Linked DNA regions of Mus musculus: regions 1 and 2 are each linked to region 3. Evidence: chromatin loops called from intact Hi-C (ENCODE). Cell type or tissue: left cerebral cortex. All regions are shown on one strand.

Evidence for each region. Hi-C counts contacts between places; a loop is a spot of excess contacts. Peaks named below come from ENCODE experiments on the same cell type or tissue, not always from the same donor. Only the 100,000 strongest peaks of a DNase experiment are listed, where the experiment ranks them.
Region 1: it touches region 3 in a loop (2.2-fold over the local background); 6 of 42 quality-filtered maps call a loop at or near these places.
Region 2: it touches region 3 in a loop (2.0-fold over the local background); 4 of 42 quality-filtered maps call a loop at or near these places.

Annotation. Positions count from the first base shown.
Region 1 is chr8:47,207,743-47,215,742 of GRCm38, reverse strand. All of the region lies in intron 1 of Stox2 (storkhead box 2), which reads left to right. Among named protein-coding and RNA genes, the nearest start is that of Gm51570, 9.2 kb to the left of the region's middle. In left cerebral cortex, no CTCF peak of the experiment used is centred here; DNase peaks (open chromatin) are centred at 3,418, 4,712 and 7,328.
Region 2 is chr8:47,171,125-47,179,124 of GRCm38, reverse strand. It overlaps Gm51569 (a long non-coding RNA gene), which reads left to right and starts at 3,464. Exons shown (of 3, transcript XR_003947544.1): 1 at 3,464-8,000. In left cerebral cortex, no CTCF peak of the experiment used is centred here; no DNase peak of the experiment used is centred here.
Region 3 is chr8:47,017,322-47,025,321 of GRCm38, reverse strand. All of the region lies in intron 1 of Enpp6 (ectonucleotide pyrophosphatase/phosphodiesterase 6), which reads right to left. Among named protein-coding and RNA genes, the nearest start is that of Enpp6, 34 kb to the right of the region's middle. In left cerebral cortex, a CTCF peak has its summit at 3,825 (motif pointing right); a DNase peak (open chromatin) is centred at 3,910.

The sequences.
Region 1 (8,000 bases), 190 kb before region 3:
ATAGAAGAGTTACTTTTGTCCACGGCCTTGCCAGCATTTTAAAAATTTAATGATGGCCATTTTGAATTGGGATAAAATGGAATCCCAGTGTACTTTTAATTTGTATTTCTCTGATGACTGGAGGGACCCATTTACTGGCTGTTTGTGTTTTTCTTTTGAGAACTGTCTGTTTCGCCATTCCATTTATTGATTAGTTTGTTTAATTTCTTCTTTTAGTTTTTTGGGGGGTTTACAGATTGAAGATAACCCCCTGTGGCACAGGTATAGCTAGCAAAGCCTTGTCTTCTATTCCCGGTGCTTCTTCTGTTAACTTCCCTTTGCCAGGGTGAGGCTTCGTAAGTTCACGAGACCACATTTGTCAACCGTTAGCATTTCCTCAGCAACTGGAGCTTTATTTAGAGGGTTTTGGTTTTGTTTTGACTTTGTTTTTGAAACAGCAAGCATCCTATATATCCTAGGCTGGCTTTGAACTTGCTATGTAACCGAGGCCGCACTTTAACTTCCAATCCTTCTACCTCTGATTCCCAAGTATGAATGCCAACCGCCTTGGCTGGGCTCCTGTTGGGGAATCTGCTAGCCATATGTTCTGTGTTTCTGTTTATTGTTTTTATTTTTACCATAGTCCTTCAAAGGATGCTTTGAACATGAACTGGAATATTTTATTATTAATTTTTTGAATTTTGTGTCTAAACTGTACTCATTGAAAACGAGATGTATGATTTTTCTGTATTTCCCATTCCCTCTTAATTTGTTCACATGCAGAGAGTACTCAGTAGAGAGTTGGAGGGAAGTTATTGAAAGCATTCACTTATCATATATGCAAAATAATAACACTACTTAATTTTGATAGAACCAGAAGACATCCTGTTACATGAAATAAGCCACCCACATAAGGACAAATGAAATATGTTCTAATAAATTGATAGAAGCTGAAAGACTCAATCTCTTAGGAAGAGAATAGACTTGAAATCACCAGAAACTGGGGAGGAGAGAGGGAGAGGGGTTATGAGAGAGATCATACAATAAATTCCAAAATACAGTTGCTAGAGAGAATCATTCCTGGTGTTTACAGCACAGACTGGGAGACATGGTCTGCAACATTTTATGATAGGTGCGAAATAACTGGAAGAGAAGAACCCACGTGACACGATAGAAAACTGACAGTTATGGGTGCCTTTGTTTGATCATTACCCGTTATAAATTTATACCTCCTATGTGCTCAAAAACTGTGCACAACTCAGTGCATTCTAAAAATTACATTTTAAAATGCATCTTCACAAGGTATGTGAGCACCATGGTAAACCTCAGGAGTTATGTGAGGCTCAGGAAATTCTGATTCTTTTTCACACGGAGTTGCCATTATAGCTGCGAAAGCCGTGCAGGCACAGGGCTCGCTCACCATTAGGAATACATGTGAGTGCTTGGCTTTTAAATGTGGCATTCATAGCAGCCCACTTGGGTTTTATTGGGATATTTGGGGATATTTAAGCTGTCCTGAAGTAATGAGAGAACAAAACTCCCAATGTTAATGTTGCTCCCGCAGAGCATTTTTTCTGAGAAGAGATGCTCACTGTGGGCCTGAGAACCCCAGGGCCCATCACCCTAACTCCTGACGTCACCTATCTTTAGTACTAAGACGTGTTTCTTAGGCAGTGTGCGTGCGTGTTGGCCCAGTCACAGTTCTGAAACAGGCCAGCTTTCTTTACTCTCCTTATAACTGTTTGTACATAACCTTTCCTATCTTCTAGTGTCCCAGTGAAATCTGTGACTTCTCTTTGCTCTAAAGCCATTGTCTCTCATCCCAAAATTGTTAAGTCTCCCTGTATCTCAATGGAAATATCCCGTTCCCTCAGGGGAGGTGCCCTGACTGAGTATCAGGAAGATGCTTATGATAGTATAAGGAGGACAACCTCCCTCCTTAGTATGGGTTAAGATTTTTTAAAATGGCTTCTTTTTATTACTAAATTCAGTTTTTAAAATAAATATTTTTTATAATTAAATTAATTTTATGTTGGAATAAATTTAAGTACTGGTGAAGAAGAAATGGATTAGATTTAGACAGGCTTGGGGACTATATATTTTAAATGCTAGCTACTATTTATTAAATATTAGGTCCCAAAGGCAGTAGGTTGAACATTCATAGTGTCACCTAATTCCCACAATCACTGTAAGGTCAGCATCACTGTTGAGCAGTGGTTCTCAACCTGTAGGTCATGACCCCTTTGGGGGTCACATATCAGATATCCTGCATATCAGATATTTACAATTCATAACAGAAGAAATTACAGTTAGGAAGGAGTAACCATATGATCTCATGAGTGGGGGTCCCCTTAGTATGAGGATCGCAGCGTTAGGAAGATTGGGGATTGCTACTGTAGACACTATGGAAAAAAAAAAAAAGAGAAGAAATTAAGACACAAAATATAAACCGTTTTTCCCCAGTGATGTCACTAATGAAGTGCGGAGTTGGGGTCTCAACCTTATGGTGTAATAACAAAGTGCTGGGGTTTGTCTCTGTCCTGACATGTCACATTAAGGGGAGGAGGGCGACTTAGTAACAGTGAGTCGGAGTCTTCTCTGTGAGTCTGTTCATGGCCGTTCAACTTTCTCCTGTCCTTTGCCATTCTCACGGAGTTCCTTCAGAACACCCTCCCTGGCTATTGGAAGGGGAGGTAGGGTGACAGTTTAAGTTTCCTGCGGCCGTTGTTCAGTAGAGGTTGTTACAGTCGGGATTCTGCTAATCTGACCACATTTGACCTGAATTTAATTGGGCTTGGTTGTTGAGGTAGGCTTGTATTTCACAGAAATCAGTCACAGCATAGTCCTGATACTTCAGCTGATGAAGCCAGACGACAGAGGCTGAGACACAGCCCTGGGGATTTTAACTCTGGGAACAGCCCTGCAAATGTCAGGCCACTTTATTAAATTATCATTGAATAATTTTCATCAGTAGAGATTGGAACATCTGATGTATCTTTATGAACAGGCAGGGTTTGGCTGGATGGTGGCAATGGATGGGATATAGATGGTAGTTTCCACTAGGAATTTAGGTCTTGAGGTACTCTCTCTTAGGAAGACTCTATCCTTCTGTGGGACACTTGTTACCTATGGGCCTTATAGAGCTGTATGATATCCAAGAGACTATATTGTTGGCCAAGATTAGTATTTTATCATGATTTTTTTTTTTAATCTCAGGTGGTAAATGGCTTTAATTTAATCCTGGGTCAGGGAGTAGAGAACAGAGAGTGGCTCTTATCACCAACATCTTGGTAGAAAGCAGAGCCAAGTCTGATCTTGTCCTCGAGTGCAGGTCCTTTCATTCATGAGATACGCAAGCCCCTGGTATATAAGCGACAGTCTGCTGCTTTCTACTCCCTGGTTTCTCCCACACACTCAGTGGTTATGGTTGGCTTCCAACATGGAGTTTTCGCAAAGATGTGGTGTACTGAAGCGTGCAGCGCTTCGGATAGCTCCTGGTTCCACTCTAGTTCTTCAGCTATAAATCTATATAGCAAATGGCCAAGTTGTCTAAAGTGTTAGGATCAGGACGGGTGCCAACCGTTGTGTCTTATTATATGGAGGGGGGCCTTCACCCACTGCTGTCCACTTGTTGCTTTGCTTTGTTCATTTTTTAACCTCTCTGTATTCTGTAACCGTTTTCCAACAAGAGCCAAGCCTCAGTAGCAAAAGTAGAACTTAGGTAGCAAATGGAAGCCCAGAAACTAGAAAGGCGATGGTTTCTCCTCAGTTAATCTTCTCTGTCAGCTACACCTTTCTACATCATACAGACATGAGCCAGCATCATTCTTAATAGCATGAGGACATCAACTGGTTTTGGTGTGTGTGCTCTTGAGTCACCACGATTCCGCTTAGCCCTGCTTTCATTACAAGTGTCCGAGGAAGTCATAGCCAATGGTAAGATCAATTCCAGCATTTGCAATAGAAGCCTCCTCCTCGAGTTACCTTTTGAGTTCAAATACTTTCCTCAAATAATAACCTTAGAATTGGATTTTGTGTCACCGAACTATTAGGGTTGAAATTAAGCATTAGAAACCCCTAGAGAGGCTGTCATAGAGGTTCTAAATGCTCTAAACCTTTTCCTGTTGTTAAGTGTCAAGTTTCCTTCGTTGCCCATTGCAAAAAGGGTCCAGCCTCACAGTTTTGAAGTCGGTGGCGTTTTAAAAACAAACTTAGGCTAAACTAGTAAAAGTGCCGTTTTCAATGCCCATTTTCTTCCAGATTTCAGTACAAACAGTTGAAAAGTCGAGTATAGTAATCTGGTTTCAAAGAAACTTTCTCAGCAGCCTGCGAGCTAATGGAAGCCATATGCTCTGTCCGTCCCTTCCGAAGGCTGCTTGGGTTCTTTGAGAGTGTGCATACGAAAGGGCTATGTCTGCCTTTCCAGAAGGACATTTGGGATGATATTGTAGTAGACCTGTGAAAAGAACCAAGCAGCATCTATACATAAAATTGAGATTAATCAACTGAATTAAACTGTAAAACACAAGATTTGTCTGGTGCTGCGGAATCAGAGTAGTTGTCCACTTAACTGTACCCTCAGAGTGGATGACTGCCCCCCAGCCCCGGGAGGGCATCTGAGATAAAACTTGGCACAGGAAGCACATTTTGCTGAAGGGAGTCGAGCTGTCTCATCCCTGTGGGCTCTGAGCATCTCAAAAGCACGTTTCACATGTTTGATGAGGGGCTGCCATCTCTGCTGCAAGTGGTAATTTTACTGGTAGCCATAATTTTAAGTCCAGTGTTAATTTTGGCAGACTGGAGGAGGGATGGGGGAGCACGTGAGTCCTGGGGAGCAAACCTCAGTGAGGCCCGAGTTAGAACTCTGAAGGCTTTATTATGCAAGAAGAAAATAGGGTAGCAGGCACATCTAACCATTTCTTTCAAAATGAAAGCCTCTTCCAGGTCAGATACGCACAGAAGTAATTTTTACAACACCTGGAAATACAGCTGGACATGAGAATTGTATTGTGATTTTATTTATTTATTTAGCCCAAATCCTGCTGAATTAATAGAGAATCGTAGACTTTTGGAGCATGAAGAAATCACTGTTATAATTCCACCTGTCCCTTGTTTTACAGACAAGGAAACAGGCTCCTAGATAATTAACTATGAGACTGGATCCTGGCCCAGTAAAAAGGCTCAGTTGGTAAAAGCCCTTGCCACCAGCACTGACGGTCTGAGTTCAATCCTAAGAAATACGTGGTGAGAGGGGAAAACTGGCTCTTGAATTTTGTCCTGCCATCTCCATATGTACATACACTGTGACATAGATGCCCTCCCAACATATATCCCATAAACATGAAGACTACCCCATGATATTTAAAAAGAAAAAGGCAAGTGAGTTCTTAGCTGGGTATCTCCTGATGCCATCAGAAAATAGGAGTGTCCCAATTCTGTACAGCTCAGTTTCCCAACTAATGGTTTAGAATTGGAATGCGGTATGTGAATTTAGAATCTGGGATATGAATTACATGAAGGATAGAAGAAGCTATTCAACCCACAGTAGAAATTAAATGAACATTTACACTGAAAAATAGAACATGGGGTAACAGAATAATTGATAGTGTGTGCGCGTGCTCGTGTGTGTGTGTGTGTGTGTGTGTGTGCGCACGAGCATGTGTGTGAATGTAAGTTGTCATAAATATCACAAGAGTTGTGTAGTCTTTCTCATATGAGTGAGGCAAGCCTGAACTTAATGACTGGAAAGAAGAAAATGTCATCCATAAAAGATAGGGTTTTATTGTAGTATGTTAGGTATTATTTTTAAATGTGTACCCTCTCCTCCTGAAAGAGAACCCTGATAGGAACACTTTTGGAGCTTGAGTTTCTAAAGGTATTTGATAGGCACTATGCGGTTCTTGAATAGATGGTTATTTGCAGGGAGAGATGAGGGTGGGGGAGGAAATAATTCCAACTAAAGTAACTGGCCGGAAGTAGGAAGATAAAACAGAGAGTAGAAGTATATGTGATAGTTAGTGACATTCTCCAAGAGGGAAGTGAGGAATGCAGATGGGTAGACTGGAAGATACAGCCGGCGTGCATCTAGGGTGTCTTGTGTCAGATCTTTTTTGTTGATGTGGGGGTGGCAATAGTCAGTACTACTTCATTCTGCAGTTACCTGTGAGTGATTTTCTCTCACATGCATGTCACAATATGAAACACAGGAATTGCCTTGATTCATAAGAAGAAGTTCTAAGCCTTCTGGTCTACCAGGATCGGGTTTCATCTTTTCTCTTCATCCACCCCAGCCTGTTTCAGTTGAGCTACCAGCTCCCCATGCTTGGTCAGCATGGCCCCTCGTGCTCTGCAGGTTTTTCCTTGCCTCTAATGGTAGTGGGACCATCTTTGGCTCTCCTCATTCATCCCACTAGCTTATACTTCTCATGCTAACCAACTCACAGAGTAATTCGTTAGAAAACACTATTTATTAGTCCACAATTTGACTGACCCACTTTAAATGTTAAATGTTCTTCTTCCCCTTACGAGTGAAACATTTTCTGGTCTTTGCACATTTTCAGTTCACTTAGGAGAAATACATTCGGTGCTTACTCTGAGTTTGATATTATCTGAATTATCCTAGTTAGGGCATCTATACCCCAACTGTTTAAATATTTAAGTAGAATTTTAAAAAGAAAAGAAAGCTACAATAAAGCCTAGTTACTCATATTGTTTTGTTTTATTTTTCTGGTATGGTAGAGTGAAATGGTAGCTGCTCAGAAATAATTCTTTAACCCACAAAGTATCTATGAGCTCCTGGTTGACTTTTACTAACTACGTTCAAATACATTCTTACAGTAGAAAAATCTGTCCTATGAATTATAGGCAAGTAGGGCTCTGGGAAGATGGCCCACTGGTTAAATAAAAGCACTTACTGCTCTTCCAGGGCATCCAAGTTCCATATCTAGCATCCATGTCAGGTGACTCACAACTGCCAGTAACAGCTTCATAGACTAACACTCTGTTCTGGTCTCTGAGGGTAACCATACATGTAGCATACATACATAAACATTCATAAATAAAGTAAAAAATAAAAATAAAGACAAGTAAGCTATAATTCATAGTTTATGTAAAATGCTGGTGTCTTTGAGTTGTATATTTTAAAAGTATTTGTGGTTTCTTGTCTTCTTTGAAAAAAATAAGTGAAAGAATTTTCCTTTAAAATATGATTTATTTTCATTTTATGTGTATGTGTTCTTTGTCTGCACATATCAGTGTACACTAGACGTGTGTCTGGCGCTTGTAGAGAACAGCAGAGGGTGTCAGAGCCCTTGGAACTTGAGTTAAAGATGGCTGCAAGCCATCATATGTGTGTTTGGAATTATTCCTGGATCATCTGCAAGAGTTGCAAGCACTCTTAACTACTAAGCTATCTCTCCAGCACTTGGAGGAATTTTCTAGTGGCATATTTTAGGAACGACTAGTTGGCTCGTCACTCATGTTGATATAAGATCCCCAGGAAATCTTGATAACTTTGAAGGTGCTTTGTTGTGTTGAGATCCAATGATCTCTTTAAATGCATATCCTAAACTTCACCTAATATATGACATTTTTCTATGATAAATACTGTGTTTAGGGGGCATCTGTCATGAAATTAATTAGGGAGAGTCTTAAAAAATGCTTTAGTATATTTGGTCTCTGTTCTGTAATTACTTACTAAAATTTGAATTAAAATTGGTTTTTTAAAAAGTACTCTTTACTTTTTATATTATTTAAAAAGTATTTGTTAGCCAGGCGGTGGTGGAGCACACCTTTAATCTGAACACTCGGGAGGCAGAGGCAGGTGGATTTCTGAGTTCGAGGCCAGCCTGATCTACAAAGTGAGTTCCAGGACAGCCAGGCCTACACCGAGAAACCCTGTCCCGAAAAACAAAACAAAAACAAACAAACAAACAAAAAGTATTTGTTTACTAAACATGTAGTGGCTATCTAGTGTAAGCAGTGCACTGTTATAGGTACTAGGAACAGGGTGTTTCTTTCTT
Region 2 (8,000 bases), 150 kb before region 3:
GTATTGTAGTCATCAAGATATGGTTTAAAGCTCGTCATCTTTAGATGTGCATTGGATACATGTGAACACTGGAGGATTTTCTGTTACAGTTGAGGGTTTGAGTATCCATGGTGATCCTGGAGCCAATTCCCTGGGGCTGGAATGGATGCCTTTGGATTCTTTTGAGTCCCCTTGGTGACAGGCCCCCTCCTAGGTGATGGGTCTTTGTGGAATAAAGTCCATCTTCTGAAACTAAAAGTGATACTCTGTCAAATGAACAACTAAACTAAGAAACAGCCTATAAAACCCGAACACTAGACCTCCACAGTGGAGACCAATTTTCTTGGAAAAAGCAGAACCTAACACAGACTTCCAAAACTTGCCTCAGACAATGATCTTGTCCTCTGAGTTAATTCGAGGAGCTCAAAGTGATGGCTTTCAGGGACAAGCCTCATTTTGTTGCTCCCGTTTCAAGCCTGTCGATGTGGGCGGCCACAGGAGTGTTTTGAGGCATGAGATGGGGATGAGCCAGTGCGTGGTCATTCTCTGTGCTTAGGATGGTCAGGGAAGGGCACTGTGTGTGCACTTCAGCATCATCCAGTGAACTGGAGGCATGGAGGAAATAAGGGAATTTCATAAGAAGATTGATAGCAGGCTTTGGCTTTGTTTGAGAGAATGGTCACAGTTCATAAACGTCTTTTCATTCTAAAGGAAACAGCGTGGTTTTAACTTCTTTTTAGAGTGGGGAGACTTTTTTTTTAATTCTCCATAGAAAAAGTCCAAGTGGAATATAAGTGCCTCCTACCCCATTGGCTGCTGTGAAATAGAGAAACACCGAATAATAAAAAGGAGTTATTTGCCTGACTTTCATAACTTATTTAACTGGGAAATCTTAGCCCTACTCTGGGAATACTTGGCTTTACTGATAGGCCTATTTTCAGGCCCAGTGGCTCCAGACTCTTTCTGTCAAACCAGTGGTTCATCTTGTAACCCTTGGGACAGTGTGTGGCGATGTCTGCACATTGCACATGGCCTCGGGCAGTGAGGAAAATCAAGTTTTTTACACTCAGGAGAGGCAGGGTAGAGTTATTGATGCATCTTGAAAGAATCACAACAGGAGGATCTTGAGGCCTGAGCTATGCCTCCGACAGCAGATATGAAAAGCGAGACGGAGTTAGTTGAGATCCATAAAGGCAAAAGTGACTTTGTAGTTTCCTTCTTGGATATATCTAAGAGTTTAGGGCCAGACCTAATGCCCTCAAAGTGGGTGAACAACCTCAGGTTTAGCCTCAGCTCAATAACAAGGCTGAGCATTTTAGGTGAGTACTTTAGCCTCCGGGTTTCATAAAACAAGTGCCGTTTTGGTCACACCCCTTCATGGTTTCCTTGTTTCTCTCTATTGCAAAATTGCACACATTATTTTCTATTACTTCAGATTTCTTTGACTTTATTAGACTGCCTAAAGACATTTTTGTGATTATTGTTGTGTGACAGAACCTTCCCCTAATGAATAAAGATTTCAAGGGACCAATCACTTGGCTAGAAGGAAGAGGGACTTCCAGGTCAGAGAGCGAAAGAGGGGAGGCAGGAGAAAGGTAAAGCCTTTTGGACAGGAGAGAGCAGGAGAGAACTGACTCCTGCAAATTGCCTGCTGATCTTAAAACACGTAACGTGCACACACACATTCAAATACATGAAAAAACATGTCTAAGACTTTTTAAAGATTTATTTGGTGGTGGTGGTGGTGGTGGTGGTGGTGGTGGTGGTGGTGTGTGGGTATATACCAGTGTGCATGTTACTATAATGGCCAGAATAAGGCATCAGATACCCCTGGACCTAGACTTGTAGCTGATTTCCCGCTGTCTAACATGGGTACTAGGAACTGAACTCGGGTCTCTTAGACGAGCAGGAAGCACTCTCCAGCTCCTCAAAACGTTTTTAACAGAAAAAACATTTTTAATGTTAATTTGTGACTGGTCTAAATTATTTCTAACCACAATGGAACTGTTATAGTTTAAAATTCCTGTTCACAGTGCCTTCGCCCAAGTCCACAGACCATGGATCTACCATCCTCTTTCTGCTAACCTTTGTGTTAAGAGCATTTTAACTGCCAGCTCTTCTATGGGAATCACCGATCTATGCTCACTCGGGGTTAGGTAACTAACCAGCAATGTGCAAATATGTCTAGATAGGTATGTGAGTAGATTACTGATAAGTAATTGCAGTAAACCAAACCGATTCCTTTAAAAGTATGTTTATCAAACACACTGACAGTCCATATGTGTGTGTATATGATGCACTGCAGCCTCATCCCGTGCTCTTGCTCCTCCCACCCTTGCCCATCCCCCTTCTCCCTGGAATTATCTCATTTTCATGCTTTTCTGTTGGGTTTTGTTTTGTGACCCAGCTTTAAACAGGACATTTATATCACTCCCTTTAAGGCAGCAGTTCTCAAAATCATGGGTTATGACCCCTTTGGGGTCAGGGTCACATATCAGACCTGCCATGTATATCAGGTATCTACCATGTATATCAGATATTTACAGGTATCATGGTATCTGCCATGTATATCATATATTTACAGTGTGAATCAGAACATTAGCAACAGAAGGAGCAATGATTGGGGGGTCACCACAACATAAGGGACTGTATTAAAGTGTCACAGCATTAGGAAGGATGGGATCCACTGCTCTAAGGCTTAGGGAACATTGGGGAAGAGAGGGCAGAATGCGCAGGCCCAGGAGGAGTGGGGCGGCGGTGCTGGATTGCTGACTTAGGGATATGACAAGGCTGTTGGAATCACGAATGTACAGCTCCTGTGCTTGCCTGCACAAGCCTGGGCCTGTGGGTATTCAGTCAGAGCCATTCTTAACAAATTGCAAAATCGCAAAAAGTATATTTTTATATTTATTTGCATTTCAAGTTTTCAAGAGGAAGGAATTATTTTTCCATTAGAAAATCTTCCTTTCTTCTCTCCTTCCCTCCCTCCCTCCTTCCCTTTTCTGTGAACCCCTTCACTTCCTCATCTTACCTTCACTTCTTTCCTGCCTTCTTTATTCTATCATCTATTTGTCTATCATCTATCTATCTAACAATCATTTATCTATCACCTATATATCATCTATCTACTAATCATTTATCTATCATCATTATCTGTCTTCTATCATTTATATACCAAACATCTATCTATCAATCTCTCTCTCTCTCTCTCTCTCTCTCTCTCTCTCTATATATATATATATATATATATATATATATATATATATCATCTATTTACCAATCATTTACCTATCTGTCTGTCATCTATCTATCTATCTATCTATCTATCTATCTATCTATCATCATTTATCTGTCTATCATCTATCATCTGTCTATCTATCATCTACCTATTTTTCATCTCTCTATCTACCTGTCTGTCTATATCTATCTACCTATCATATACTTATCTATCATCTATCTATCTATCTATCTATCTATCTATCTATCTATCTATCTATCTATCTATTTTATAGCAACTATTATCTATTTATCATTGATCAGTCTATCATCTCTGTGTTTTGCCTGTAAATGGCAGTGAAACAAAAGATGTCTGTATGACCAACTCTCTGAAACATGTGTCACCTTGGGAAATTATTCTGTACTTTTCAAATATCTGTGGTCCAAGGCAGTGTCTTCCGTTCTTTGCCCCAACATCAGTATGGAACTTTCTCTTTCTCAACAGTGAATGACTCTGTGATCATCTTGTGGAGGGAATCACCAGTCTCCAGGCACAGCGCAACATCATAGCCTCCTCCATGTTTCCAGCCTCTGCACCTCTATGTTTCTATGTATCTCCAGGTTCAGATCACAGGCCATGCCTTTCACGGGGGCAGCACATGTGTGATGGAACAGAACACTTCAAATAGCCTGGAGAAGACAAGGGTTTCTTTTCCATGCTCAGGCCTTCATAGGATATTGAAGTCAACTGTAAAGCCTCTGAGATGAATATCAAAGAGTCAGTGTCAGACCGGGCAAATTCAAAAAGTTTCTATAGTAAGACACCAATCTTGGAGATAGTTATCCCTTCCATGTCTCCTTCTGTCATTAAAAACAGCCCAATGAGGTAGACCTGGGAGGCTCCTGGGGGACCAAATAAGAAGTCAGGCAAATGGGCATGATAGAGGACCTGTTTTCCAACTGGCTTGTTTTCTTGTGAGTTGAGGGAACTATAAACAATTAGGAGAGACTTCCCTGAGCTCAACACGCAGGAGACTATAGAATCTTTTAGAGCAAAGCACCAAAAAATAATAAATAAACCTTTTACTTTATAACAGTTTAAGCTCATAGAATTGCAAAAGAATTACAGAAAGTCCTTCCTTGTCCTGTATCCAGTTTCCCTGTTAACTACATCTCATTTTAATATGGTACATTGGTCACTATTAATGAATCAGCACTAATTATTTTTTAATGATTGCTATTAAAGTAGATCTTTAAAACTATTTTACTATGCTTATTTAGTGGTGTGTGTGTGTGTGTGTGTGTGTGCAGAGCAGAAGAAACTTGCAAGAACAGTTTCCTTTCTTCTATATGTGGGTTCTGCGGATTGAACCCACGTCAAGCTTAGCAGGAAGCACCTTCACCCAGCGAGCCATCTTGCTGGCCTTTGAGTGGTATAAACTGAGGTGCATAGTTCATTCCCATTTCCTTACTTTGGCCTTACTATAATTTTTCTGTTCCAGGAGCCTGTCAGGGATTCCATATTAAATTCCTTTGCATGTATCCTTTGTTCTAAGGCATATTCCCTTCCTTCCTTCCCCTTTGCCCCCTGTGTGTGTACACGCACTCACACACACACACACACACACACTCACACACACTCACACACATTCACACACACACACACACACACACACACACACACACACACACACACACACACACACAAACCCTTTTGCCAAGAAGGAAAGCACTGTGCCAAGTTGAGTACTATAGCAGGAGGTAACAAGCCCCTACCTCCTCCTCCATGTTTCCAGACTCTGCGACTCTATGTTTCTATGTGTCTCCAGGTGCAGATCACAGGCCATGCCTTTCAGGGGGGGCAGGGGGAGGAGGGTGAGGGTGGGGGCTCTGAGCACTCTTCTCTCCTTCCAAGCCGATCAAAGCATGGTCTTGTAAAATACGTGTAGTTTCCAACCCTGTGCTCTCGGTTTTGGTTTTGTTTTAACCTTAGAGACAAACGCTGTTTACTCTCTCACCCTCTGCAAAAACTTCCTACCGTGACTCGTTTTGGAGAAGGGTCTCCCTTCATCCTGCTTTTTTTTTCAATGCCCCTCTGAGCAATGAAAGCTTTGGGTGGATTCACTGTGCAAGAAGTGGAGTCAGCTTGCTGTCTGTGAGGGGAACTTGGAGCATGTAGAACACAGTCTCATAGGCGGCTGCTTAACAGTGAAACCTTTGGAAATGTGTTCGCTGCAGAGGGCTGTCTTTTGACTTCATTCATTTTCCTTATCACCAAAGAAAGCCAGAATGGGAGAGCTGGCCCTCACAATGTCATAAAGTTGTTAAAAGATTAGAAGATGGAAGGGGAATCTCGGGCCTTTCTTGGGAAAAACTAGGGTCCCTTGGCTTCGGACACTGGGTATAGTTTTTCCATGCAGTCTTGGGGAGGGGGGCAGGGGCGGGGGCGATGCAACCTAGGCAGGGGGCATGTTAAGATAAGTGGAGACTTTCTGGGGATGTGGTTCAGTTGGTAGAGCACTTTGCATCAAACACCCACAAATCCCACTTTCAGTCCCCAGCACCACATATACTAGGTCTGTAATCCAATAGCACGGATGCAGAGGCATTCAGATGCTAGGTCATCTTCAGCTACACAACTGGTTCACCCAGGGCTATGCGAGCCTCTGTCTTACAAAAATAAGATAAAATAAAAGTGACGAAAACCCACAGAGCCAGCTGTTTCGGAGAAGCTGTTGGCGGGTGGAAGGGACCAGTGTTTCTTAGTGGATCATACAGACCATTTGTTGTGAGAAGAAGGGAGCGGGGAATCTAATGCTCTGCGCACTTGGGTACTTAGATGGGGCGGGGGGGGGGGGGGGGCGGGGCTTCCCCGGTGGTTGGAATATTTATGAACATAGGCAATGTGTGCTTCCTCTTAGCTATATCTTCCATCTCACCGGCATCTGACGATTGTTTATGCAAAATTTCCACAGAACTATAACAGAAATTTATTTTCTCTCTCTTGATTTAACCCCTTTCCTCTCAGCCACTTGTTTCTCTTTCTGTTTCTTGTCATCTTTCCTCCTGACCTCCCTCTCTTTCTCTTCAAGCATCTATAGGAATTTGGCCATCAGCTAATATTTCACCTTAATGCTGCCATTTCTCTCCTTACATCGCACATGTTTCAAACAAATCCTTGAATCTGATTTTCTGATAACATTTTTCCTACCATCCTACAATAGTTGTACCGTGTGTGTGTGTGTGTGTGTGTGTGTGTGTGTGTGTGTGTGTGTTGTCTCACTAGCTGGTTTTGTAGCTGTAATGTGGAGATTTTCAGAGATTAACTGGGGAGTTCAACTATTGTAAATCACTTGCAGTTACTCTCTAATATTCACGTTAGCTAAAATTCAATTGCTTTTTTTTCTAATTAAAAAGCTGCCACCTCTATTTAGGACTTGCTCTAGTATGCTGTCAGAGATCTCCCAACACTTCAGCTTACCTGAGCTTTTGGGATTAGAGTGTTTAGAGCCATTACCAGAAAGGCCATTTTATGTGACCCCTGGTTTCAGACACAATAGTTATTGTCCTGCTCTGAGCTTAGTTTTCAGGTCAAGGGACAGTGTCTACAATGACGAGTTCCCTGGGGGAGACCAGATCCCTGACTGACACTTGGAAGAGAGAATCCATACCTCGTCAAAGTCTTACATCCAATGAAGCAGCTCTCCTGGGTTTAGTTGTTGGCGTGCTCCAATTTTCTACCCTAAGCATGTTCATTTTAAGGCCAGAAGACCATGGACAAAGAAGACGTTGAAGAATAGGAGGTAATGACAGAAGGAAGCATAGGGAGAGGCTGAAGTCCAGAGTGAGTATATTGTTGTCATGAGCAAGACCATGTTAAGGACCCCTGCTCTGTGTCTACATGTTGACAGTCTGTGCAAAAATCAGCAACACTGCTCAACGACACTGCTCCCTGCATAGGCCCCTGATCAAGACTGCCTCATGCCTTTTCATGTGCTGTACAGGATAGACAAGCTGGGTTTCTAGGTTGTGTAGTAGGGACCCTCCACCAGAGTGGGCAAAACCCACCAGATCCCAGATTTTCTGTATGTATCCCTGTCATTTCTTTTTCCCAGCATCATCCCTGTCAGGTTTCCAGGACCAAGAGCGTGATATGGCCAGGAAGGCCACAGGTGATGATGTGTGAGCATCTTACTGTAATGCCCTCAAGCCCCACAGCATTTCCCTCGGTGAGTCTTGCCTTCTCCACGGATGTTCTGGGTTCCTCACCCTGGTGAAGGCTGAATTGGCCTTTCTTAAGTATAAAAAGGCTTACTGCAAGCTCGGTGGTATATTGGATTGTAATCACAGCTACTTGGGAGGCTGAGGCAGTGGGATTCCTGGAGTTGGGGCTAATCTGTGAGCCACAGGTCCCTGTGAGAAACCCTGTGTCAGACAGCTCCTGAGGAACACCTGAGATTGACTTCTGGGTTCCACATTCACACACACACACACACACACACACACACACACACACACACACACCCATGTATACATGTACGGACACACAAAAGCACAGTAAAAAGAATCCTAACTTGTAGCTCAGGGATGCAGTACTTGTCTCCTCCTTAACAGAGCAAAAGCATTCACGTGGTCTTAACTAAACTCATTCAAGGATTTCTGAACGAGGTAGAGAGAAATAGACTAGCCCTGAAAATAAGTATATTTCTTCTTTTAGAAAAGAAAAAGTGACTGTATATGAAAGACAACCATTTAAAACCAATATAAACCAGTAGATGCTCTCTTGTTATTTCTTTTTACTGTTT
Region 3 (8,000 bases):
TGCATTTGATCCAAATCCTGCAAAGCTATTTTTCCCCCAGCAGATTAAACGTCTCTGCCATTCTGCATACCCAGCAATGCTGCTGCCCTCCATTATGTCTCTTGAATGGTTCCTTTTGCATCTTCCACACTATGTATCCCAGATCCCCGGTAAGCAAATCTAACAGATTCCTACCATAGCACTAAACTGTATCTAGAATAATAGGCTCTAAAAATTGGCATACCATCTTAGTCAGTTTAAGGGATGTCTTTATAGTAAAAGTAGAATTTTTCAGAAATGTGTGTATGTATTCTTTCAGATGCTGGGGCTGAGGCTGGCCTCTGCATGTCCAACATAATAATGCATCAGAAGTTAAATGACTTTGTACCTGGGAGACATGGAGGTGGCACAACTTCAGGCTTTGTTGTCTATGCACAAGTAAAATAGAAGATAGACAGCAACTAACCAGCAGATGGGCATAGTTGGTCACTGGTGGTAATGACATCACTGGTGGTGATGAACCCAGCTATTTATAGGCTGAGCGTCAGGGAGTAAAGTTCCCTAGTCAGGGGACTAAGGAACCAAAGATACTGCGGTGCAAAGCACCTGCAGCTGAGTAGCAGGCCAGCCTTCTGTTAGCTGCTGCAGGCTTCTCTCCCGGCCCCTCGATCTAGAGTGCCCTTCAGCTCATTCCTCTCTTCTCCATTCTCCACATAGCATCCACCTCCAAATCTCTCTCTAAACTTTGACTCTCAGTAGCAAGTCTGCCTTCCAGAGCTTCTGATTGGCTCCTAAATGTGCTTATCATAGAACTCTGAGAAAACAGAAGAACTTAAGAGAGCAGTATTTCCTGTTGAGAGCCCCCCACTTCAGAAGGCCACAGCAGTAAAGGGTACTGGGGCTTATTTTTAAAAGGAGAGAAAGGACGATCTCCCCAAACTCTGCTCCATCTCTATCCCTGCACATCTTGTAGGCAGGGCAAATTTTGAGACAAAGGTTTTATGTGTGGGTGGGTGTTCCCCTCTCTCCACTGGAATTCCAGCCTGGCTCCAGGAAGTGACCACTTCAGGATCCATATTCCCCACAGCTAGGAGTCTCAGCTGGGATGACCCCATAGACTCCGAGGAGCCTTCCCCATTCCAGGTCTCTGGCTGGTCTCAGAGAAGCCACCATTCTTTCTTCCAGCCCTCTCCCTCTCTTCCTCCTACCTGATCCCCGCCCCTGTTTCCCTCCCCATCCCTTCTGCCACTCAGTTCCCTCTGTCCATTCACCTCTGATATCTATTTTATTTTCCCTTCTGAGTGAGATTCAAGCATCCTTTTTTGGACCTTCCTTGTTACATAGCTTCTTTGGGTTGGTGGACTGAAGTATGGTTATCCTGTACTTCATGGCTGGTATCCACTTATAAGTGAGTAGTACATACCGTGCATGTCTTTCTGGGCCTGTGTTACATCACTCAGGATGATATTTTCTGGTTCTATCCATTTGCCTATAAATTTCATGATGCCCTTGTTTTTAATAGTTGGATAGTATCCCGCTATGTAAATGTACCACATTTTCTCTATCTGTTCTTCAGTTGAGGGACATTCAGGTTGTTTCAAGTTTCTGGGTATTACAAATAAAGTTGCTATGAACATAAGGAATGGCCAACCAATGACTGGCCCAAACTGAGACCCATCCCATGAGAGAGAGCCAACCCCTGACATTATTGATGATACTCTGCTATGCTTGCAGACAGGAGGCTAACATAACTGTCTCCCGAGAGGCTTCATCCAGCAGCTGATGGAGACAGATGCAAGGACCCAGAGCTGAAGATTAAGCGGAGCTTGGGGAGTCTGTGGAAGAGTTGGGGGAAGAATTGAGAGAACCAGAGGGGTCAAGGACACCACCAAAAGATCTACAGAGTCCACTCACCTGGGTCCATGAGACTGAATCCCCAACCAAGGAGCAGTCAAGCCTAAGTCCCCTATGCTGACGTAGCAAATGTTCAGCTTGGACTTCATGTGGGTTCTGTAGCACTTGGAGCAGGGGCTGTCTCTGATGGGTCCCTGTCCCCTAGCTGGGCTGCCTTGCCTCGCCTCAATGAGAGAAGATGCACCTCGCCCTGCTGCAACTTGATAGGCCAGGGTGGGTTGGTATCCATGGAGGGCTTCCCCTTCTCTGAGGAGAAGCTGAGGGGGTAGTGGGGAGTGGGCAGTGTGAGGGTGGGATTGGGAGGAAAGGAGGGCCGAGAGCGGGATGTAATGTGAATGAATGAATGAATAAATGAATGGGAAAAAAGAAGAAAAAGGAAACGCAAAGGGGAGAAAATAGAGATAAACCAAGAAAGTTCTAATGAGAATATTCCCCCTAGCACTTGAGAGCAAGGGGTGGGTGAGCCTGTGTGTGTTCAGATCAGTGGGTTATAGTATGAAACTTTGTCTACCCAAATACTTTATGCGATAGATACACTTAGAATTGTGTATTGCTTCATCAAAGCGTCAGGCATAACCGCATGCCCGGTGTTTTCTCTGACCGGTCCCTTGTTGCTATGAAAAGCATCTGTTTACCTTTCCTGTTTGTAGTAAAAGCAGAGCAGGGCATGAGAAGAAGACTAAGGGAGTGCACACAAGGCACATGCCCACTCTAACCTGGTTGGAGGGGTCCAGGAGGGCCACCTAGAGGAGCTGGAACTGGAGGTAAGGGGAGCTTCCTCCGGCACTCCACCCAAAGATGGGAGCATGTAGAGAGGGGTGGGCAGATAGGGAGCTGGCTATGTCTTAGGGGGACAAAAAATAGATGCTTGCTTTTTATCAGACTGGGGGATGAAAGTAAAAACGTGGCTCACTTGCTCTGAAAAGAGCCGTGCTCTCGGAGCTGTGCTGGTCTGGCACAGGTGAAATGTGAGTCCTTCACAATCCTGGCAATAAACAGGTGGTGCAGGTTGCTTTGGGGCTGTTTAGTGAGGAGGACTGTTTAGTGGGGAGGACTGTTTAGTGGGGAGGACTGTTTAGTGGGGGGACTGTTTAGTAGGGAGGATTTGTTTAGTGGGGAGGACTGTTTCGTGGTAGAGCAGCACAGGGGCCCATTACTACCAACCACCACTTCCATCCCAGAAGGCTAATGAGCAAGAGGAAGGGTGTGGTCATCAAGTGCCCTCCTCTGTCTATTAAACTCCTATTCCTTAGTCTATAGACAAGCTGCAGAGGATGAGGTACTACACAAATAGACTAGCAGAATCCAAGACTTTAAAAAGAAATTTGCATTATTGCCTTAATAGGCATCCTTAACCAAATATAGGAGGCCCCATGGGCTGTGGACCCCCTGAACACAGACATGTAGGTTTTAGGGTACCCCAGGGCACAAAAGTGGAGGGGGCCTCGGGTGTTCCTTCTCCTCTAGGATCTCTTGACCCTTGATTCATGGTGTAGGAGCTCGTGCTCAATAGAGCTGGTCCTTCTTTGTACGGGATTTTGTCTTCCTCTCTTTCCATCTTCTCAGGATCAACTGTAGCATAAAAGTATTACGTGGGGTAGTCCAGAAATAAGAAACCCTTAAGCTTTAAGTTGCACACCACTCTAACCCCAGCACCAGTGACACTGAGAAGGTAGTGGAAGGTGTCTCACTCTAGGTGTTTTTGTCTTGTGGTTGTTTGGTCAGCATACCTCTCAGATTCAGAGATGCTGGCAGGTGGGAATATTAAGGCTTAAAGTGGCTGAGTGGTAGGGTTGGGGCAACAGAGCTAGTGAGAGGGCAGGGTGCTGGGGTAAACTGAGTCACATGGTTGCCAGCACCAAAACCCATCCCCAGCCCAGGCCTCCAAGCTTTGGCCACTTCCACAGCAATTGTCTCAGACACTAAGATGTCCACAAGGTGGCACACAGCACTCCAGAGTACCGGGCAGACAGCAATCTCTTACAGCCAACTATCCCCCACAGCATCCTGGGATAACGGCACACAAAGGAGTCTATGATCTCAGATTTCCTCTCCTGCTGGAAAGAGTCCAGCTGTGGAAGGAGAGGCTCCCAAAGTTCTGAAATCTGGGGTCTCCGGTTAATGCGTTTTAGACACTGGTCATATATACACATTCCTTTAAACTGACATAGCGCCAAGAAATATCTTTATACGTCCGATTCCAAGGCAGGCAGCTTAAGGATATGTTATGCAACTCAGATTTCCACACGCTAGACTCCTCTTAGCACATATCCTTGAACATTTGGGAATCTAAGGATCAAGTTAGACTGTTTAGGTTATGATCTTTCAAACAATGTCCCCTCAGCCAAGACATATAAAAGAATTATCTACTCATTGCTCCAAGCACTTAACTTCCACATTGAAATTTGCTGTGTATATCACCCATGAGTTATCTGTTGGGAGATATATGCTATTTTCCTAACATGTTCGAAGATAGATTTTCGTACGGTGAAGAAATGGCTTTAAATAAAACATGCAAGATTAAATTGAAAGAAGCATCTCACAATTTGCACTTCTTTCAAAGTGACTACTGATGTGTGTGCCAGACAGCGTCGTGATTAGGGGGAGTCACAAATAGTGCAAGGCCAAGATAGCAAGAGATAGCAGGCTTTGATTATAGTGTGAAGCATAAAACCTGCAATAAAAATAACCCAAAATGTTAAAAGGGGGAGAGATTTTTCACTGGAGACGTTCACACTCGTAGTTTTGAGGTCACCAGACAAGGGAGGGTGGAAAGCACTCCCTTAGCACTCTGTAGGTTCCAGTAGCTTTGAGTAATTCCCTAATAATGAATTAAAAGTATGATTTTTTTAAAAAATCATTTTTCCTGCATAAGAAGAAAACAGAGAGTGTGGGATTTCTGTTTTGGATACCTTTTCGTTTGGAAAGTTTGGTTTTACTAAAGCTCAAAGAAGTTGAGGGCAGAGATGAGGTTCTGATAAAGTCCCAGGTTCAGTCTTCAGCATAGCAAAGTGGGGGAAAAGGAAGGAAGGAAGGAAAGAAGGGAGGGAGGAAGGAAGGAAGGAAGGAAAGGAGGAAGGAAGGAAAGGAGGAAGGAAGGAAGGAAGGAAGGAAGGAAGGAAAGGAGGGAGGAAGGAAGGAAGGAAGGAAGGAAGGAAGGAAAGAAGGGAGGGAGGGAGGGAGGGAGGGAGGGAGGGAGGGAGGAAAGGAGGAAGGAAGGAAGGAAGAGCTGAAAACAGTTTTCAGACAATAAAAGCCACTGTGATCTCTGTGAAACTCAGAAAGCGACTGAGTTCATTACCATGAGTGAAAAAAGAAAAGGTTTCTTTGGACTTTTTGGTTCCTTCTTAAGTAACAGTAAGGGGTTGGGAGGGGAAACTAGTTTATTTTGACACCTCCTCAGTAGATGGAACTCGGCCAACACCTGTCCCATGGAGGCTCACCTCTCAGCTTCCCCTGTGGCAAGGCTATGAGCGTACTCTCTTACTGGCCCAACTGCTCTTTCCTCCCCCTAGGGACATCAGGTTCCTCAGACTTACAGAGCTGGTGACTCGAAACTCAAAGACACAAGGCTCCTGCCCCTCCAATACTGCCAGGACTGCAGGAGGTGGGAGCCCTCTCTCCTGTTCTCTTTCTTCCTGAGGACAGGAGTCTTCGTGCCCAGGGCAGTTCTCCAGCTGTGTGGCCTGGAGCAGTAGCCAGTAGTAAGCATAGGGGGGTTAATAAATGAAGAGCCAGGTACAGATAGGTCTTGGATCCAAGCCACATTCTGCAGTCAAACTTGTAATCGGTCCACAGGTGATCGCGAGAAGAACCAGTGATCAGACTCCAGATCATCACCCAGGTAACTCCCAGTGCTAGAAAGTGCAAGCGATCCATCAGAGCCAGCTCCCAGGAGTCCGTCCATCCTAGCAATAACTCCAATCAAGTACTGTAAACTAGACGATCAGTGTGCCCTTCTCCTCCTTTTATAGAGAGAAGCAAGGTGAAGAAATGTGTTGTTTATTCTTTATTAAAACTTGTCTCATCTACAAAATGTGCAGAGATAAAGATGAAGCAGACTGTGGGAACAGCCATCCAATGGCTGCCCCAGCTTGAGACCCATCCCATGGGTGAGAACTAACCCCTAACATGATTAATGATACTCTGCTATCCTTGCAAACAGGAACCGAGCATAACTGTGTCTCCCAAGAGGCTTCATCCAGCACTGGATGGAGGCAGATGAAGAGACCCACAACCAAACAGCAGGCAGAGCCCCAGGAGTCTTGTAGAAGAGTGAGCCCAAGGGGTCAAGGACACCACAGGAAGACCCACAGAACTAACTAACCTGGGACCAAACCATGAAGGGTCACAGAGCCTGGGCCACCAACCAGTTAGCATACAGGAGCTAGACCTAGACTCTCCACACATGTGTGGCAAATGTATAGCTTGCTCTCCATGTGGGTCCCCTAGCAAGTAGAGCAGGGGCTGTCTCAGTATCTGTTCCCTGCCATTGGATCCCCTTCCCCCTCTACTTGGCCTGCCTAGTTGGGTCTCAGTGGGAGAGAATGTGCCTAGACCTGCTGGGATTTCATGCCCCCAGGATGGGGTGGTACCTAAGGTGGGCTTCCCGTCTCTGAGGAGAAGGAGAAGGGGCAGTGTGGGGAGGGAATTTTAAGGGTGGAACTGGGAGGAGGGGAGGAAGGGGGCTGAGATCAGGATGTAAAGCGAATAAAAATAAACAAAGAAAAACAGCAGAAATGTATCTCTCACAGTTACGGTGGCTAAGAAATTCAGGAGCGGAGGCAACAGATTCAGGGTGCAGAGAAGGTGGGCACTCACAATGTTCCTACACCAATCTCACAGAGGAAAGAGCGTGCAGGGGAGGTGGCACTGGGGACCGGAGTGGGGATCTCTCTTGGTCCTTTCTTTCTTTCATGAGAACACTATGAGAGCTTTGCCTTCCTCGCCTGATCATCCCCAAAGTCTCTACCTACTGATGTCACCTCTCCGAGGTGAAGACGGTAGTGTCTCTATAGCTGTTGGAGCACTCTATCACGCCCCTGCGAGAAGGATAACTGTTTCTTGTGTTAACTTGCTTTTAATGCCCAGGCAGGGTGTGCGGAAACAAAGATCAGTCTTGGTTAGCTGTTTCTGGTGATTTGGGGAGGACACTGACCAGGGCCTCGTGAATGCTGAGCATTTTTAGCATGCTGAGGGAAACAGTGCTGCCTGGATTTGGGCTGATTTCCTCATTTTCCCTGCGTGGTTGGATCAGGGGACTGCAGCTTTAGAGCAAGTCTCCAGATCCTGGGCTTCTGATATATTGTTAAATAAAAGCATGCAGAGCTTTAGTTATCATCCAGATTTGTTATATCCTACATACTTTTAAAGAAAGTTCCTTGATCATCTTTATTGGGTGTGTGTGTGTGTGTGTGCATGTGTGTAAGTGTATGTGTGTGACAGTATATGTGTGTGTGTGTGTAGATATGTATGTGAGAGTGTATGTGTGTATGCCTGTGTATGTGTGTGTGTATATATATGTGTGTGAGTGTGTGTGTGTGTGTGTGTGTGTGTGTGTGTGTGTGTATACATGAGGCACATGTGGCAGTCAGAGGACAACTTGCTAGAGTCAGTTCTTTCCTTCCACCATGTTAGGCCCAGGGATTGAACTCAAGTGACTAGGCTTAGCGGCAGATACTCTCAGCCATTTCATTGGCCCATTGGAAGCTCAGTTTTTGCCAGTGTGAGTCATTTAGTTTGTTGATGCTAGATTTTGCTGGCCTACCTAAGCTCACAGCCTCAGTCCAGACACTCCCATTAAGTCAGACCAGTCTCTTTCTGTAGTCAGGGGTGAACAGCTCTCCTGTAGCTAATGTCGCTATTATAGCCACAGCTTAAATGTCCCAGTCAGTGATCAGACTATAAACAGGTGAACCTGGAATAGACACAGGTCCTGCTTAACAATTTGGGTGTATTGTGCTTCTTGGGTGCTGTGCTGAAAGATAATTTGCCTCAGGGAAGAAAGACTACACTCAATGAGCAACTCAGCACTCTGCTAGCTGTGAGAAGAATCTCTTTGTTGCACTGATAATTTCAGTTCAAGGGCTCCATTCCACTTGTGTGTG